Linked DNA regions of Homo sapiens: region 1 is linked to region 2. Evidence: read pairs that join two places in POLR2A ChIA-PET (ENCODE). Cell type or tissue: Panc1. All regions are shown on one strand. Links, peaks and the distances in the headings refer to the core of each region. The heading gives the core; the rest is flanking DNA.

What was found. Peaks named below come from ENCODE experiments on the same cell type or tissue, not always from the same donor. Only the 100,000 strongest peaks of a DNase experiment are listed, where the experiment ranks them.
Region 1: POLR2A ChIA-PET joins it to region 2 with 5 read pairs; 1 of 35 experiments calls an interaction of 5 or more read pairs at or near these places.

What each region holds. Positions count from the first base shown.
Region 1 is chr6:158,035,560-158,038,478 of GRCh38, forward strand. The region is part of intron 4 of SYNJ2 (synaptojanin 2); the gene reads left to right. Among named protein-coding and RNA genes, the nearest start is that of SYNJ2-IT1, 36 kb to the left of the region's middle. RefSeq lists an enhancer at 1,995-2,689. In Panc1, for the core only: no CTCF peak of the experiment used is centred there; no DNase peak of the experiment used is centred there; H3K27ac peaks cover 2,033 bases.
Region 2 is chr6:157,793,838-157,796,756 of GRCh38, forward strand. No RefSeq gene overlaps it. Among named protein-coding and RNA genes, the nearest start is that of SNX9, 28 kb to the right of the region's middle. In Panc1, for the core only: no CTCF peak of the experiment used is centred there; no DNase peak of the experiment used is centred there; H3K27ac peaks cover 345 bases.

The DNA.
Region 1 (2,919 bases), core at 257-2,756, 240 kb after region 2:
TGTGGTGTTTTCTAGATATAGAATCATGTTGATTGCAAACAGGGATAGTTTGATTCCTCTCTTCCTATTGGGATGCCCTTTATTTCTTTCTCTTGCCTGATTGCCCTGGTCAAAACTTCTAATACTATTAATATGTTAAATAGGAGTGATGAGAGAGGGCATCCTTGTCCTGTGCTGGTTTTCAGCTTTTGCCCATTCAGTATGGTGTTGGCTGTGGGTTTGTCATAAATGGCTCTTATTAGTTTGAGGATTGTGGATCTAACCAAACTAAAGAGCTTCTGCACAGCTGAAGAAACTATCAACAGAGTGAACAGACAACCTACAGAATGGGAGAAAATTTTTGCAAACTATGCATCTGACAAAGGTCTAACACCCAGCATCTATAAGGAACTTAAACAAATTTCCAAGAAAAAAAAAAAAAACATTAAAAACTGGGCAAAGGACATAAACAGACACTTTTCAAAAGAAGGCATACATGCGGCCAGCAATCATGGAAAAAAGCTTAACATCACTGATCATTAGAGAAATGAGAATCAAAGCCACAATGAGCTACCCCCTCACACAAGTCAAATGGCTATTATTTGACTTGCGTGAATATTATTTGACTTGTGTGAAATGAGATACCTCCTCACACAATAATGGCTATTGTTAAAAAGTCGAAAAATAACAGATGCTGGCAAGATTGCAGAGAAAAAGGAACGCTCATACGCTGTTGGTGGGAGTGTAAATTAGTTCCACCATTGTGGAGAACAATGTGGTGATTCCTCAGAGACCTACTCACAATAGCAAAGACATGGAATCAACCTGAATGTCCATCAGTGGTAGACTGGATAAAGAAAATGTGGTTTGTATACAGCATGGAATAGTATGCAGTCATGAAAAGGAATGAGATCGTGTCCTTTCCAGCAACACGGATGCAGCTGGAGGCCATTACCCTAAGCAGACTAAGGCAGGAGCAGAAAACCAAACACTGCATGTTCTTACTTACAAGTGGGAGCTAAATGATGAGAACACATGGATACAAAGAGGGGAACAACACACACTGGGGCCTATCAGAGGGTGGAGGATGGAGGGTAGGAGGAGGGAGAGGATCAGGAAAAATAACTAGTGGGTGCTGCTAGGCTTAATACTGGGTGACAAAATAACCTGTACAACAAACCCACATAACATGCGTTTACCTATGTAACAAACCTGCACAAGTACCCCTGAACTTAAAATAAAAGTTAAATTTTGAAAAATTTTAAAAAGGGGACAGAGAGAGAAGCTGTGGCCCCAGCTGGGTGGTTTTCTCTTTTCTGGCTGATGTCTGCATGGGGAGAGTCCCTTCCCTGCCCCACTTCATTACCACTTGCCTTTTATTTTGAACTTTTATTTAAAATACTGGTTTTGGATTTCAACCAGAATTTTAAGACTTGGGGTCTCATCTATTGCATCTCATCGAGTAAGTCCCTGGGAACCACTGTCCTTTAGCGGCACTGTCCTTCCTAAAACACCGGACATTCTAACACGGAAAATGAAAGCAAACCGCATGCATTTCCTAGGACTGCCCATAATAAAGTACCCCAAACTGGGTGGCCGAAAACAACACACTTATTCTCTCCCAGTTCTGGAGACTGGAAGTCTGCAATCCAGGTGTCGGCAGGACTGCTGTCTCTTCGAAGTCCCCCTGGGGAGAACCCTTCTGAGCCCACCTGACCGCCCCGGCTCTTGGTGGCCTCTGGCAAGCATCTCTCCATCATCTCTGCCTCCGTTTTCGTGTGGCCTTCTCTGCCTGTGTCTCTCCAGGACTCCAGTCGTACTGGATCAGGGACCCACCCTACTCCAGTTGTCCTCATCTTTTTTTTTTTTTTTTTTTTTTTGGAGACGGAGTCTCGCTCTGTCACCCAGGCTGGAGTTCAGTGGCACAATCTCGGCTCACTGCAAGCTCTGCCTCCCGGGTTCACACCATTCTCCTGCCTCAGCCTCCTGAGTAGCTGGGACTACAGGCGCCCGCCACCACGCCCGGCTAATTTTTTGTATTTTTAGTAGAGACAGGGTTTCACCGTGTTAGCCAGGATGGTCTCGATCTCCTGACCTCGTGATCTGCCCGCCTCGGCCTCCCAAAGTGCTGAGATTACAGGTGTGAGCCACTGAGCCCGGCCCAGTTGTCCTCATCTTAACCCATTACTTCTGCAAAGACCCTATTTCCAAACAAGTTCTAAAGTACTGGGAGTTGGTACTTCACCATATGGTTTTTGGAAGGGACACAGCTCACCCTGGGCCGCGGATGCTGGCTCCTGTTAGAGGACTGTGCTTTACAGGCAGCGCCTGTGGCCCTGTGAGAACTCTCGCTGCAATCTTTGCTTTCTCACTTTTACAGACCAACAAGCCCTACCACAGACCAGGCTGGGCCTTGGCTCTGGCCACTTCGTGTCGCGTGCCTGCTGACTGGCGCTTGTCTCCTGTGTTGCCAGCCTGCTTGTTAGAGCTCAGAGGCAGGGACCTTGCCCCCACATCTCCTGAATCTCCCACCTCGGGCAGCCTGGCAAGGCCATAGAGATATGAACAGCCTGCCCTTCCAGCTCCTGGGGTACAGCCCGATGCTGTTGACATTGCCTCCACCTCCCTTCCTTGTCTGGGCTGGGGAGGGATTTCTTGGCTCCCATAAGCCTTTGTGGGCTTCCTAGTGTGTGTGTTTTGTCCTTTTTCGTCCTCTGGGCTCTGGGCTAGACAGGGCTGCTCTCCATGAAGTCCCCACCCAACCTTACTCCCAGGAGCAGCAGTGATTGACAGACAGCTGGGCACCACCACCTGCCGCTCACCCACAGATGCAGCCGCTGCGGATGCTGCCCCCGCCCCACCTAGAGAGCATAACTTAACCCATGGTGACTTCGTTAACAAGAGATGCGTAGCGGGGCCCCAGGAAGGTGGCCCTACACC
Region 2 (2,919 bases), core at 139-2,638:
ATTTTGAGGGGTGGCCCCATCAGGTAAATGACCACATGGCTCCAAGGGGTCTGCTTTGAAAACAGCCTCATGTGAAACCCTAAGACCTGGTATATTTGTTGGGGGACAAAAATGGTTTTCTTATTTTGCAGACATTTGGCTTTATGAAATTTTAGAATATTAAAAGTATATCTTGTTGGTCAACTAGGCTAAGCTTTCTCGTGAAGAAGCTGATATGGTTTGGCTGTGTCCTCACCCAAATTTCATCTTGAATTGTAGCTCCCATAATCCCTATGTGTCATGGGAGGGACCCAGTGGGAGGTAATTGAGTCATAGGGGTGGGTTTTTCCCCTGCTGTTCTCATGATAGTGAATAAGTCTCACAAGACCTGATGGTTTTATAAAGGGCAGTTCCACTGCACACGCTCTCTTGCCTGCCACCATGTAAGACATGACTTTGCTCCTTCTTCGCCTTCTGCCATGATTGTGAGGCCTCCCCAGCCACGTGGAACTGTGAGTCTATTAAACCTCTTTTTCTTTATAAATTACCCTGTCTCAGGTATGTCTTTATTAGCAGCATGAAAACGGACTAACACAGAAGCTAAGGCTCAGACAACTTACAGAACTTATTCAAGTCATTAGTTCACAGTAAAGGCAGGGCTAAAGCCAAGTCTTCTTACTCCCTAAATCACTTGATATTAATGATATTTTCTTGAACTACTACATTGTTTTGTCCATAGAGACTGCTAAAAACGAACACACAACATCTTTATATTTTATTTATTTATTTTGACTAGGAAATTTTCTTGAAGAATTAGTAAGAGAAGTCTTATTTCTGATAGGCCATTACATCTAAAGATTTATAATAAAAGAGAGTTTCTTTTTCTGACCCAGATAAACTTAGCAAACATGAAATACATAAAACATAAAACTCTACTTATTCTCTAGCTTCCTATTAGCTAGATGTTTTAAATGACTTACTTTTAAAAATTAGTATTTAGCTTATATTTATATTGTCTTTTTTTAAAAGACCAGGAATATGAGATGCTTAAAAAAAAGAGACTAGATTTCCCCAGATGCAAGGTGAGAATATTGTCCTGCTCAAACTTCCTCCACCAAAAAAGGAAAAGATTTGGAAGAGCAGAATTTAAAAAAAAAAAAAAAGTAGAAAATTGAAAGGAAATAGATCAAGATGAATTTTAAAATAAAGTAAACTGATCAACAGAGACTAGAAACTGAACAATCATATGCAGTATGTGCACCTAGTTTAGGTCCCATCAAACCAAATATGAAAATGAAATATAAAAACACATCTTGAGGCGGGGCACGGTGGCTCATGCCTGTAATCCCAGCACTTTGGGAGGCCAAGGCGGGCGGATTGCTTGAGGTCAGGAGTTTGTGACCAGCCTGGTCAACATGGTGAAACCCCATCTCTACTAAAAATACAAAAATTAGCTAGGCATGGTGTAGTGTGCCTGTAGTCCCAGCTACTCGAGAAGCTTAGGCAAGAGAATGGCTTGAACCCAGGAGGCAGAGGTTGCAGTGAGCCAAGATTGCGCCACTGCACTCCAGCCTGGGCGACAGAGAGAGACTACATCTCAAAAATTTAAAACTTAAAAATTAAAACATATCTTAGGGATATTTTAGAAAACTTGAATGTGGATAGGGTATCAGATATTGTAAAAGAATTATGTTGTTAATTTTGTTAGGTATGATGATAGCATTATGATTATATAAGAAAATATCCTTAGGTTTTTGAGATGTACAGTGATGTATTTAAAGGTTAAGTGTCCTGATGTCTGGGGCTAGTTTTAAAATACTTCAGCAAAGGGGAACATAGATGAAACATGGTGAAATATTAACAATTGTAAAATTAAAGTGATAATTTTATAGTAATTCATTATATTATTCCCTCTGCTTTTACACATAAACTTGTTATAAACTTTCATAGGAATAATGCCAAAAGCACATTTGGGCAAAGGGAACAGTCTTCCCAATTTAACCTAAGTACAATTTCAATGTTGGAACAGCGTCTGGGGTGGTATAACACTAAAAATATCTTTGACGTAGAGGTGCAAAGCTAGCCAGTTACTGGACAAAAGTTATACTTCTTATCTTCCTGTAAGTAAAAAATTTTAAATTTAAAACTACGAACAAAATCAGTATTTTATTTAAAGAGGAAGTGTGACTTGACGAATTGGCATTTTAGGAATAAAGGAAGTCAGAATCTGAAGTCACTCCCAGGAAGGATCCACATGAAATTACAGCCAACGAGGTCTGTCAGGATGCCTTTAACCCATGGATTTAAGTGATCTTTTTTTTTTCTTAATTATTGTTCCTGTCTTCTTCAGTGCTTCCTTCAATATAAATATGCTCGCAATGCTGTTTCTTGGATAAATCTCACACATGTTATTTCCTTAAACTGCCAACGGAATGGTGTTTGGACTATTAGTAAGGAGTATAGCTTTTTTAAATTTATATTGGATCTGTCAGACCAGAGAAGAGAGGTGTGAGTCAGGACAGGCCAGGTTACGACGTACAAGTTAACCTTGAGAATCTCAGTGGCATTAAAGTTCATCTCTCACAAAAACTCTACTGTTGGTCAGCAAGGCAGTGGGGGAAGAGAGGGGAATAGACTGGGTGGGGAGCCAGGCTGCCAGAGGATCCATCTGGTGGCTGCGCCATCTGGAACTTGCCACAGCAGGACAAGAGAGACTGGGGCTTCTCGACAGTCACTTTTGCTCACTTTCCTTTGGCCAGAACTGGTCACAGGATCCCACCTAACTGCAAGGGGGCAAAGAAGTGTGGCCTCCTATATGTCAATGAAGGAAAAGAGAACCATGTTTCGGTGGGCACCCTGTTTACTTCATTGTCATTACATGCTGCGTAGATGTATTGATCATCCATCTATGCAAAAACTATTTGTTGAGTATCTATTACA